Regions from separate parts of the Mus musculus genome. Here region 2 is linked to region 1. Evidence: chromatin loops called from intact Hi-C (ENCODE). Cell type or tissue: heart. All regions are shown on one strand. Links, peaks and the distances in the headings refer to the core of each region. The heading gives the core; the rest is flanking DNA. Region 1 overlaps 2810471M01Rik (RIKEN cDNA 2810471M01 gene). Region 2 holds the start of Gm34075 (a long non-coding RNA gene).

What was found. A loop is a pair of places that touch in the nucleus more often than their neighbours do. Peaks named below come from ENCODE experiments on the same cell type or tissue, not always from the same donor. Only the 100,000 strongest peaks of a DNase experiment are listed, where the experiment ranks them.
Region 2: it touches region 1 in a loop (2.0-fold over the local background); 2 of 42 quality-filtered maps call a loop at or near these places.

What each region holds. Positions count from the first base shown.
Region 1 is chr11:28,689,786-28,696,249 of GRCm38, reverse strand. It overlaps 2810471M01Rik (RIKEN cDNA 2810471M01 gene), which reads right to left. Exons shown (of 3, transcript NR_045906.1): 3 at 2,974-3,861. Among named protein-coding and RNA genes, the nearest start is that of 2810471M01Rik, 11 kb to the right of the region's middle. In heart, for the core only: no CTCF peak of the experiment used is centred there; DNase peaks (open chromatin) are centred at 2,749 and 3,239; H3K27ac peaks cover 640 bases.
Region 2 is chr11:28,634,165-28,640,628 of GRCm38, reverse strand. Gm34075 (a long non-coding RNA gene) reads left to right here and starts at 2,758. Exons shown (of 3, transcript XR_381118.2): 1 at 2,758-2,977. In heart, for the core only: no CTCF peak of the experiment used is centred there; no DNase peak of the experiment used is centred there.

The DNA of each region.
Region 1 (6,464 bases), core at 789-5,788:
ATTTGGGTTTTTCCTCACTGTTGGGGAAATAATACTTACACAATTGCTTAAATTAAGCAAAATCTCCTTTCCTTATGTATATTCATTATATGAAATTTAAAAATCTATAAAGTGTTCCCATTAGATTTAAAATTTTCTGAGAGCAGGGACTATGTCTTTTATATCTCAGTAGTACATAGTATTTTGTATGGTTACATTAATAACTTTAATATTTAAAATATACATTTAATGCAGATTAGTATAGTTAACTAGCATATTGACATTTTCCAGAGCTTAGATATCAAAATACAATTGTAGAAGAAACGAAAACTCAAAACTGCTAATTGTTGTGTTTATAGTCTCAGGTCGCTGATGCAGCTAACTAATGTCACACTTGATGACAGTATCTTAGTCATAGTTAAAAGGACATTTCACATGTCAATATTGAGTATATGCTGTATACATCTGTTTGAAAAGTCTATTCTATATCTATTTCTAAAATAGAATTTATAGTTTGAGATGATCTTGCATGTTGTGGAGGAACTAGCTGTACTAAAATGGGCATCCTCATTTACTCTTCAAAGAGAAAAGTGGATTGCACATAGACTATGTGCTCCCACAGAATTACCCATAACAACATGGACTAAATTTATGGATTTATGTGTTTAAATTTCATACCCAAGAGTACTTCAAGTTTTAAAAGAAGAGAGCTTAAGTTTTGTTTTTTATTTTTTATCTCAAAAAGAGGGCCAGCAAACTTTCTCTAAAAAACAGACCAGTCATTATTTTCACCAAAATTTATGGGGGCCAGCCAATATGGAATAGAAAATAGAGGATGCGATTAGTTCTCAGTGCAGGGCTTTCTTGATTTCATCTTATAGAAAATATAGACTCTAGAGTACAGAGGGATGTGTATTCTATTTGGTGTGGAGAGTAGTGTCATGGAGAGTCACTCAGGAGTACTACATGGGAGGTTAATAATAAACTTTGGAATCTATGGTAACCAGAGCCCGGAGTTGCATAAGCTTAGATGGAAAGTGAAGTCTACAATGTCCAGAAGAAAGGAGAACGATTTGTTCTTCACTTTGTTCCAGTGCTATCAGTTGGTAAATATCTATTGGCTCCCTGTCAAGGCACTGTGTGTGTCCCAGGTGCTTAAGTACTGCCACATAAGCAGAGGCCGAGAAAGTTATTTTTGATTTCTTACTCATCACCATCTCCTTCATACTAAAATGATAGCATGGGCACTTAGTTTCTACACTAGATAAGATGAAAAAGTAGCAATCCATTATTGTTCCATTTAAACCATTCTAAATTGATCATCCTCCTTACTGTCCATTTACTCCACCCTCCTAAACCATAATTTCAGGAGTAAAAGTGTTTGCATATTTTTGCTGAGTTCAAGAATTTAATGTGCTCAGCAACATATCATTCAAGGAGCTGACCTGCAATTTTCTGATTGATAGTGGGCATGCTAATGTACTGTTAACCCTCTTATACACAACCTAAAGGGTGCTCCTAACTACAACCATTACGTAGTGCCTTAGAATATGTTGAGACAAAAGGAAGGTGTAGAAATTGACAACTAGTGTCCAATTGATTATAATGCTTGGAAAATGAACTCAGGGGAAGGAGTATGCAATTCGGCCCCCTGGGTTTGTCTGTCAAAGGTCGATGGACAATGGGGTACTCCTTCCAGAAGTCTGCTTTAGGAAAGTGGACTAGGGAAAGTCCCATTCTTATTCACATCTTCTAGCTATTGCTGCTATAGTTACTACTGTGCAATTTGACATTTTATGGAATGAAACTGTCTCTCTGCAATTGTCCCTCCATTCCCTGCGCTGGTGCTCTCAGGGAGCTGTGATTTTCAGTGTCACCCTCTCACCTTAGGCCTTCTAGCTTTGGAACCTGCAAGGCACAAGCTTCTATGGGTAAAGAAACATGTGAGAAAGGCAATGCTCTGTTGATTCTCAACACAGTCACATTTGGACCTTCATCCTTATTAAGGGCTCAGTGCTTGAGCTCCATTCAGTTCTCCCGACATTCAAGGCTTACTGAATGGCACAGTACAGGAACAAAAATATGGTATATATAACATTAAAAAGTCAAGAAAGATGAATTAGGGAACAAAAAGTCTATCCACTTGTTAAAAAGTGATCCTTTGCTAAAGTTCTTGGTGTTTTGTGGTGAAGGAGGTCCCTTTGCCATTCAGTAACTCCTGCCTTTGATCAAGTGAACACTAATCAAAGTTTGCTGGCAGGTCATTCATAAGTCCAAAGATAGCCTGTATTCACCTATATGCAGCAGGACACCCTCAGGCTCCATGCTCCCAGGACATAATCTTCAAAGCAATGCCTCACACAATTTCCTCTAGTTCCTCCCCTGTAGACCTATACATCTGGCTGTCAGAAACAATGTCCACACTACTAATGGTTTTCAGGCACCTCACACTAGCACACAGGGTATTAGTATAAGAAATTCTGAGGCATGAAAATCCTGGGAGAATTTTCACATTTACCAACTTTGATGTCTCTAGAGGAAAAGTTTACCTTTTCCATCAGAATTGTTTAAACAATTCTCTGTCAAAATTCTGAATAACACTCTTGGTTTTCAACTGAAGTTAGAGGTATGTGTGGAGTGGTGGGTGACAAAACACACCAGCTGCTCTTGCCTTTGTTGAACCTCTATCTTGGCAAGGGTGATGAAATGCCCAATAGAGCATGGATGCCTTCTGGTGTTGGCTACTTTGCTCATATTCTTCTGGAGCTGGGGTAAACAGCAGCTGTGCAGCAAGGACCTTGATGTGCTGGAGGTCCAATTAGCAGGTCTTGGCTTGGCATGTATGTACTCAGAAACTTGAGACAGGCCGTGTACATAATTGTTACAGCAAGCCTTTTCTCACCTTTCTCATCATCTCTGTCAGTCAACAATTTATTTTAAAGTAGGGTTTTTTTTTTTCACAACTGAACAATTTGAGAGTGAAAAAACAAAAGTCAAAGGATCCCTACTTTTATTTTGTATATTTACAGACTGTATTCTTCTAATGATTGGAGGAAGGCTGTTTGAAAAATCAAGCAGATATTTACAGGGGACAGGCACTGCTCTAAGCTCTTTGAAGAGGAAAACACAGACCAGATGTGGAGAAACCACATTGAAGAGCAAAATTGTGAGGAAAGCACAGGAAATTCCCTGTGGACCCTGAGAAAAGCTGTTCGTGTTGCTCAGGGACAGGAAAGGCATCCTGGAACAGATGACAGCAGAGCCAGAAGGCTCAGAAGTCTGTGCCAGAAGGAGGGGAGGGTGGGGGCAGGGCTTGATGGGAAAGCACCGTGTGTCCTAGCAAGAAGCAGCTGCTTCATGGACTAGGATATTACAGGTGGCATTTGAAGCAATGGTTCTGCTATTTGTTGTGGCAGAGGAAGCAGGAGGAGATGCTAGCAGATGCTGTAAGATGAGACTACTCTTTAGTTGGCTAGAGATGTAGTTCATCATATAGCAAGCCCCAGCCCACAAGCACCTGTGCTTCAAGGGCTGTGCAAGGCCATGACCTCAATTGCAGCAAGACATTATAGTGTTGTTACAAGAGACCCAATATCCACCAAGGTGCTCAGAGAAAGAATGTCAAGGGGAGGGAGGGCTCTATTCTGTCACTCCTATGGATTTAGTGGCTCCCTGCTAAATCAAAGAAAAAGTCCTAGAGAACATGAGACCTGGTTTGGTGATGGGGGTGAGAGCACTACGTTATGGCCTTGGTCTGGAGAATAAGCCATATTCTGAGCTTTTATTTGGATATTGTCATGTCTTGACTCCCAGTGTTGCTTTCTAGTGGATGCTGCTGTTTCCTTCTCTGCTTCCACAGGATGCAGCTGTTCTCTAAAGTACCTGAGAAAACATTTGGAGGATGTTTATTTTAGTCTCAGGATGATGAAGTCCTGATTCATAGTTTTCTTTCTGTATGCTCTTTGCTGAGCTGGTCTAAAGTCTATGTGATATGAGCTCTCAGCAGTCATTCTACACATACAGACCTGAATAAAATGAGCACCAAGGAGGTCATTAGTACCAGTAAATCTCATCTACTGGGGGATGGCCTAGCTTGGAGATCAATGGAGGAGGTGCTCAAAAGAGAAGGCATGTATTTTAATTCTCGTCTGCTTGCTTGTTACAGAACTTGGACCAAATCTGTTTTATTGCTCAGTGCCTCAGTTTCTTTTTCTATGAAATGAGCCAAGATGCTTGATATTTCATAGAGTTCTAATGTTTAAGAGGACACATGCACATGCAGTGTGTACCACTTGTACTGACAGGGTTACTTCAACTGACTTGTTTTTCTAAAGAGAAGGCTGTGGTCTGGAGGGGTGAGCTGATTTGCTCCAGGCATTATTAGTTTGGTGGCAGGGCAGGTAAGAATTTATCTGCTATCCCTCTATGGTAGGTATATTCCTACTCCTTCTCTCTGCCTCTTGTTGATTTGGTAAGTATGATTTATGGTTGTTGAAAAGTTTTAAATGAGAGATGATATGTGCAAATTATTCAAGCAACATTGAGGGAGGGGAAGTCACATTTGTGCAGGAAGATGGAAGAGCCATAGGAGAACATGGGTACAACATGTCCTTGCATGCAGATTACACATTGCAAAGATCCTTGGGAGCCCTTGACTCTGCATCAGTTTTAGTTTCTGTGTTTGCTTTCTATCACTTGCCTGTGGTTTAGGTCTCTGGCTCACTGGGAAAAGTATATGGGATACTTCAGGTCTCCAAGGAGAAATAAATTGTTGATAACTGCTTTGAGGATAGACTGCATTTCTTCATGCTTGTTTTCCATGCACCTAGCACAATATAGAAACTCAGTAAGGGTCACTGATTGACAGAGAACAAAAGAGAGTTTAAATTGTAACTGAAGAAAATTCTATTGCAGCAAAATGCCAAATGCTTAGTCAGCTGAAGTGAGGGTGGTTGGGATGTACAGAGTTGGGCCTGATGTAATGGCCGGAGCAATATGGAACATCCAATATCAAGGATCCCAGAAGGTACAGCCTCAGACAGGATGTGAGAATTCCATACACTCTCACAAGAGACTCCAGTGAAGGCTTTCCCCTTCAAACCTGACAGAGGCTAAGAAGAGCAAGTAGCTAGGAGATTCAAGACCTGGAGTAGGCTGTGCTATCCCCATGCCAAGCCATGGAAGGAAGGTGCTTGAGGGTACAGAGATGCCAGCATGCACATTTGTGGATACTGGGATTTCCAGTGTAATATCTTGCCCTTTAATGGTAAAAATATAACATGAGATTATGCTTTTTGTGTGTATGCATGCATATGTATGTGTGTACACACCTGTACATGCCTGCACATACCTGCATATGCATTCACACATGAGTGTATGGGAAGCTTTTCCCGCTCTGATTTGTGTTTCTACATCTTAATAATTTAGTGCCTTTTATTGAATGAAATAGATAATAAATAACAGTTTGAAGACCCCCCAAGACTTAAATGTCTAGAACCAAACCCTCTTTACAAGGAAAAACAAACTATTGTCATATTTTAAGTTCCACTATTAAAAAATCACGAGTATTCAGACTCCTAAGACCTGGGAACCATCTGTGGATGGTTTTTCAGATTGCTCTGAGTAAGAAGTGCAGCTGTGACATTTGTCACTCTGTTCAGAGGCTTGAAGTTGTAAGAGGGTCTTCAAGAAACTACTGAGTCTGGAGTACAAGATAGGGCTTTGGTTCTGGCTCCAATGTGGAGAGGAGAAGAGGAGACTCTTGTCTTGGAATGCTGGCTTTGCAGTGTTTTGTACTAGGTCAGAACTGCTGTCTAAGCAGGGGCAGAGCTGCACAAAAGAAGGAGGCAGAGGTTCAAGAGCAAGCTGAAACTTTCGAAGCCTGCTCACCTGACTGAGAAAGACTCCAGCTTTCTACTATAAGCAATGCATTTCCATTGCCAAGTATAAAATGTGAAATGGCATACTACCTCCTCCCAGCCCAGACTGTGTACATGACCGAGTAGAAAGCCCCATTTTAATTATTTCATGCTCTACTCATAAGAAATCTTACTCTACTGACTCATAGCAATTTCTTGATGAAATGAGGCATATAATTAGAGCTAACCAATGTTGCTTTCCTCAGAGAAATTTCAAATTGACACTTGTCTTCCTTTGACATGAGCCATACCAGAGAGGAGAGAACACTTGGTATTTCTCTGACAATATATCTCAAATGTCAGTTGCAGAATTCTAAGTTGGAACAATGGTAATGTATCTATATCACTAAATTAAATAACTAAATATGGAGATTTTTCACAACTGTTCCAAGTACAGATTTCTCAATCTTGGCTCAAATGTGCTGATTCCGTATCTCCCTGAATCTGTTTCTAACCCCCTGCTAGGTGTTGCCAGTGTGCCTTGGCTTTAGAGCACACTGGGCAGTGAATTTCATGTTACAAGCTGATTCATGTCTCTAAAATGAACAAGTACCCTTCCCTTCATTA
Region 2 (6,464 bases), core at 909-5,908, 56 kb after region 1:
ACACTGCTCCTTGGGCAGTTTCAGTCATGTAAGGAAACACCTGGACTCCTTTGCCATGCAAATAGAGCATCACCACCATCTCAAATTGAACCAATATAACTCCTTATATTATCCCCCGTTATCATCCAGGTGGGAGCATGGCAGTATCCAGGCAGTCATAGTGCAGGAAAGCTGAGAATTCTATATCTTAATTTGAAGGCCATTAGGAGAATACTGGTTTCCAGGTAGCTAGGAAAAGGGTATTAAAGCCCACACCCAAAGTGACACACCTATTCCAACAAGGCCATACCTCCTAATAGTGCCATTTCCTGAGCCAAGCATATACAAACCATCACACCACCACATGCCTCAATGTTTACATAGTCTCTGTCTACATAAAATTAAGCACATGTGTTATTTCACCAGGGATCATCTGAGAGTGGCTGCTTTTACTGAGTTGTAATACTTGGGGGAAGAGTTCTCTCTCCTTAAAAATTCATCTCTAGACCTTGAACCGGCCTGTAAGGCTGCGCTTACACTGCTGCCGCCACCTCTTGGGCTGGCACTGTTGCTGCCATGGTAGGTGACCTCAAACATGGGATTTCAGATACCTGTCCTGTGCAAGCTGCCCAAGCCTCCTTACTGCTCCACTAAGAGCTGTAACACCTTAGCATTTCTGGTGACCAGAGTGAAACCTATTCATCCTGGCTCTCCTTTGCCCTCTGGGTGGACAGTGGGCAACACAGGATGATGCCGTGTCACTGTAAAGTGCTGACTGGGATTTGAACCTGGGCTCCTGTGACTCTGCCCATGTTGCCTCTGACCTTCTTCTGCTGGGATGCCATTCTCTCCAGGGTGATTCTGCTTCACTAGAAAATGATGATGAAAGGAGGGAATGGGAGCAGTTATAAAGGAAATGTAGACCATAGCCCATTTACATTATTGCAAGTGCAGATGACTGTGCAAGTATGTGTCATTGGAGAGGAATGGGCTGTAAATTTGGCTACAGGTTAGATGTAAGATGTTTTCCCTAAGGTAAAGGAGGGTCACATACACAACTTTCTGGTAATTCTAGAGTATCAGAGTTATAGATGCAGTCCTTCCATTGGGCTATGGTTAGCCTGAGCTCTGGGCTGGGATTTCAGCTGGGTCAGAACTCTTTCCCTTCAATAATAACCTTATGGTGAACACTTCTTGTTACGCATCCAGGCTGGGCCACTGATTCTGCAGGAAGAGGGGGAAAATTGCTAGATGTATCATAGCCCTCTTGAGACTCAACAAAACTGACTCCCATAAGAAATCACCCACTATATGTGAAAGCATTCCAGTGGGACTCAGAAAGCCATTTTCACTTTCCTTTTCCAGCCAGGGTTTTGGGGGTGGCTGTGTTTGGACTGAGTGCCTCCCACTTTCTTATTCATGTAAAGTGCTTTCTCCTGGTTCTCCCCCAGGACTTTCTTACAAGAGATATGACTGCTCCTTTGTTGAGGCCATAAGTGTCTCCAAGCTCTTGGGGTCCAATGGGTACATGTTAGGCACTTGGGAAGCTGTGTTTTTGGAATACTTCTATCAGGGGTTGCCTCCTCCTTTGCCAACACTTGTCAAAAGCAGAAGGCGTTCAATCAATGACAGAACTTCTGCATTTCTGAGCTAAAGTATTAAACTCTCTCCCACTTCCAAATGATAGCGAGTTGAGAAGATTCATGAAAATCAAGGTAAATTGGCTATACAAAGTGCAGCTGAGGAGGGAGGGAAGTCATTTTAATGATTTTTGCCAGCTCAAAGGGAAGGAGTTGGGAGGAACTGATTGACTTATTAGACTGCTTAGGACCCCACGGCCAATGACTGCAGAATATGATTTGAGTTTTCCACAGTCCTAGAGCAGCAACAAAACACCAAGGCCTGAGGCTTCAAAGCAAGTTGGCTCCAGTCACTCTGGGTCATTTAGGAGGAGGTGGGGGATGTGGAAATGGGAGAGGATGCTGGCTGTCTTTGGAGTCTATGAGCAGCTCTGGTAAGTGCTGAAGCAGGTGATGCTGCAGCTTTCCAAGGTTGTCATCAGGGACAACAAATCCACTTTGACTTCTGGCCCAATTCTACTAATCAACAATGAGGGTGATCAGTCAGGAGTCAGAAAGGAGGTGGGCAAGCTGGGAAGCTGTCTGTGGACATAGGTGGCTCTGTGGAACTCTCCTTAGCTGTCTGCTGTAATGTGTGACTGTTTCACGAACAAGGACAGAAGTGCAGGAGGTAATACCCACTTTTCACTAGCCCTAATAAAGTCCAGCGTAATTTTTACCAGGCATTTAGCCATGGAAGTAAATTAGTAAACGTGAAGCTCTTAATTATTTTCAAATGTCCACTATGAAATGTTTGTGAAAGAAATGTTCTACAGCTATAAAGTGATATCTTCACACCGAGACTCTCAAGGGCCTTTGACTATGTTGCTTCTGATCTAAGTCTGTGATGAAAAAGGCTTACTGAAGATGCATCTCCTCGGTTCAGCGTCCTCCCTCTGAGGACCACAGTGAGATAACTATTACATCGGTTACCACACAGTCATGGCTGTGACTAAATGCCTAACAAAAGCAGCCTAAGGAAGGATGTTTCTTCTAGATCCAGATCTTAGGGGTGCAGTCCATAGTGGGTAGGATTCCTGGAGTCAGGAAAATGAAGCAACTGGTCGCATTACTTCCGTAATCAAACAGCAGACAGAGTTGTGTATTGGATGCTGGCTCACCTTCTCCTGTTTCTGTTCTTTATTCAGTCTGGAACCCCCAACCCATGGGATCATGCTTCATTCATGGAAGATTTTCCTTCTACAGTTAAGCAGCTCTGGAAATGCCCGTGAAGACACGTCAAGAGGCATGTTTCCTCGATGATTCTTAAAAAAAAAAATCAGTTTAGTAGATGACAAAATGACTGACCATCACAGATCACAGTCATTGAATGATGTTAGTTCAACAGAAAAAGTGCACATCTCCTTGTTGTGATTAAGGTAAGTGTCCTTCAAAGACCCTCGTGTCATAGGTTGGGTATTCAGGAAGATGGTATTGGAAGATGGTATAGCCTTTTGGAGGTAGAGCCCAGCAAGCAGTCACTGATCAGCTGGCAGTATGTGATACCTTGCTATCTCCTTTTGTCTGGAGACTGGGGTCTCTCCTCTCTTTTCATTTGTTTCCTCTCCAAGGTGAATGACTTGTTCTGCAATGAACTCTGCCATGCATTCCTACTGGCCAACCCATATACTAGAGGCTGGAATCTCATATTTGATCAGAGTGTCCCAAATTGTGAACCTTTTTAAAACATCCTTTATAGTTTAAACATCTCAGGTGCTTTGCTATGTTGATGATGGTTAAGACATCTCTCTATTAGGAAGAAGTATATTATTTTAGCCTTCAGAGAGGAACTTTTAGAATTCTGGAAAAGGACTAAACAAAGGTAATCATTTAGCAACATTGAAAGAATTGAAACTGATAATTTAGAAGCTTAATGTGAGATGCCCAAACAGCAATTGGAACAGTAAATGGACTGTACAAAGTCTAGCTGGGGAGAAATAGAAGCATAAAGACAAAACTAGTTAGCATCTCCCCCACGCCACCTCTTCCCCAGAGCAGAATAGAAAGCAAAACCCCCACAGTTCCAGTCCTGCCACACAGTGTTAGCAAGGAAGTCAGAGCAGGTCACAGTATTTCTAATTCAGATTAATGACCCCATTCAGCCCTGTCTCCTTAGCAGGAAATTAGGAAGCAGAGGAAGAAGCAGGAGTGATTCATAACCCGTGGTTCTGGCTATTGGCAGTTGTGCTCATTAAAAGCAAAGACATTGTTTTAATATTAAAAAATCGAGTCTGACTTATTTATAGGATGAAGTGTTCTCCATCACATTTATAAAGGCAGCTGGTTACCTACCCATATTTTTGAAGGACAGGAGAACTAATCCTTGCTCCTTTGTGTTTGTCTCAGCTATAAAGTGAAGTTTGGGTGAAAGATAATGGATGTTGTGTTTTTCTGGTACTTAGCTATTGACTCTACATCTCTTCTGCCCATCATGGTCTCTGCCCACTAGGGCTTGGTTCTGGTTCTCCATTTTCTGTCATGTGCCCTTCCTTACTTTTTCAGGAAACTTAAATAATTAGAAAATTATTATTATAATAATTATTATTTCACTTGTTCAACTCTAGCCACTAACCCTGCCCAGTCTTGCTTGTGGTCTCTTTGTCTCTATCTCTCATACACAAAAGTCTATTTGGTGCACATGGACATCAAAATAAATTCACTGTTGTATACATGTAAACGTCATTCTTTTTTTCAAATTCACCTTTGTGACCAAACATAACAACTTGGTCCATTCTCATTAAGGGGAGCTGGCCCTTCTCAACAGTTTCCACACTTGTTATAAGCTTGTTTGAGTGAAGAACATGCTCTATGAGTAAAATAGATATGAAGTCCAATCTCTTGGCATGTCTTTGGGGCAAAAATAGGGTCCTTTGTCCGCTCGAGGCTAGGGAGATGTGGGAGCTTGACTATGTGGACCCCAGGGTACTGCCGGGTGGGCATTGGACTGTGAGAAGCTGTGGAATCCTGCTCTGGGGGTGAAGAAGCTGCAGTCTGTGGTCCCTATGGAATTGCAGGAGCCGGGATCTTACTCTCTGGCACCACAGGCTCTGCTGGGTACTGCAGAAGAGCTGGTTCTGGGGTCCCTGGGCCGCATGCAGGCCAAGGATGTCAGGTTCTTGTTCTCAGACATCTCAGAAGCTTCAGAATGTCATAGATGAGCTGAGAACTGGTGGGGACTCTGAGCTGAGAACTAGGGTGGACTCTGGCCCAGGGGCCAGAGAGAAAAGGGTAGGAGGAGAGTTCTGGCAGGTAACCGTGAAGAGGAGAGAGTCTGGCTAGCTCAGGTGGCTGCTTCAGCTGATGGGTTGGCTTGGTTGGTAGTCATGGCTGAGAAACGCAGGGAGGCCTCCCTCCCGGTGGGTGATTAGATGTGTGTGGCTTGTTAAAGGGAGACCTGTTCCATTGCTGCAGCACGACAGGTCCTGATAAGAAGAGACCAGCATTTCTGATATCACTTGAGAACTTGGATCTTTGGCTTCATTTGAGATGAGCTGGGTCAGAAGTTGAACAGCAGCATTGCATGTTCTTGACCATCCCCTCCAGCTGATTTTCTCTAAGGCTTAGGAAGTATGGGTATATGTTATCTCTTGTTTCTATTTCCATTGGCAATGACCAAGATGAACAAACAAACAAACAACAAATCACCAAATCCCACTTCTAGTATCCCTATAACCATCACCACCACCACAAAAACAGTTGGTGGTGCTTACATTTGATATTTACATGGGCCTTAGTCTGCTCAAGACTGTTCTGGGCTTTGTAGGTCAGGGACCTGGCTTATCTTGTGCTCTTTGTGTATCCAGGAAGAACTGGAATATTTTTGGGGGCAGGTTGATTTTGCTAAATTTCTTGAGTAACATTTTGTTATTGTTGTTCCAAGTAACATAAGGAGAAAGAAAAGCTATACTCTTCTGTTTAGAATTAGAATTGGTACAAATATGTAATATGTGTGTGTTTGTATGTATTTTTATGTTTATTTATCTGTATATATGTCACATCAATACATATATATGACATATACATGTATATATGTGACATATATGTATATATCTGCAATATATAATATCATATCTATCTATCTATCTATCTATCTATCTATCTATCTATCTATGACATTGACCAAGATATGAAGGCCAGTCAATTTTTAAACCTTTACTATTTGTGTGTGTGTGTGTGCCTAGGTGCATGAAGATATGACTTGTGTATGGGCACAAGTGGCATGCCTCAATGGGTCAGAGGATGGCCCTGTGGAGTTAATTCTCTCTATCCACTGTTAGCAGACTCTGGGACTCACACTCAGGTTGCTCATATCACAAGCACCTTTACCTGATGGGCCATTACAATCATCATCAGTTTGATACCAGTTAATTTGGATTCAGTCAGGTAGAAAAATACTTAAGGACACATGTTGAGAGTTGGGTTTGGGCTGATTGAATTTCTAATTGAGGCAATGATGTGAGCTTCGAAGGGTTTATATGACAGATACACAGAATATTCAAAATATCTGTTAATATTTGGTGTTTTTGTAGGACTTGTTTACGGTGGTATGTATGTGCATGAGCATAAACTGTTAACACAGAGAGAAGGCAGTGTACAGTTAAAAGGACAGTGGGTCTCTCAAGCAGTTCAGAACAAAAAAGTTTCAGTACAACTTAGAAACTGTTAGAATCCTAATTCCTGGACCCTACCTAGACCTACTCCAAGAGGACAAGGTGGAGTTAGCAATAGGATAAAAAGGTTTCCCTGGGGATTGTAATTACATGCTCAAGTTTAAAGTCCCTGCTTCACTCACACACACACACACACACACACACACACACACACACACAAATAGTTTTCAAAGGCCACCATTTCTTTGTCTGTGGT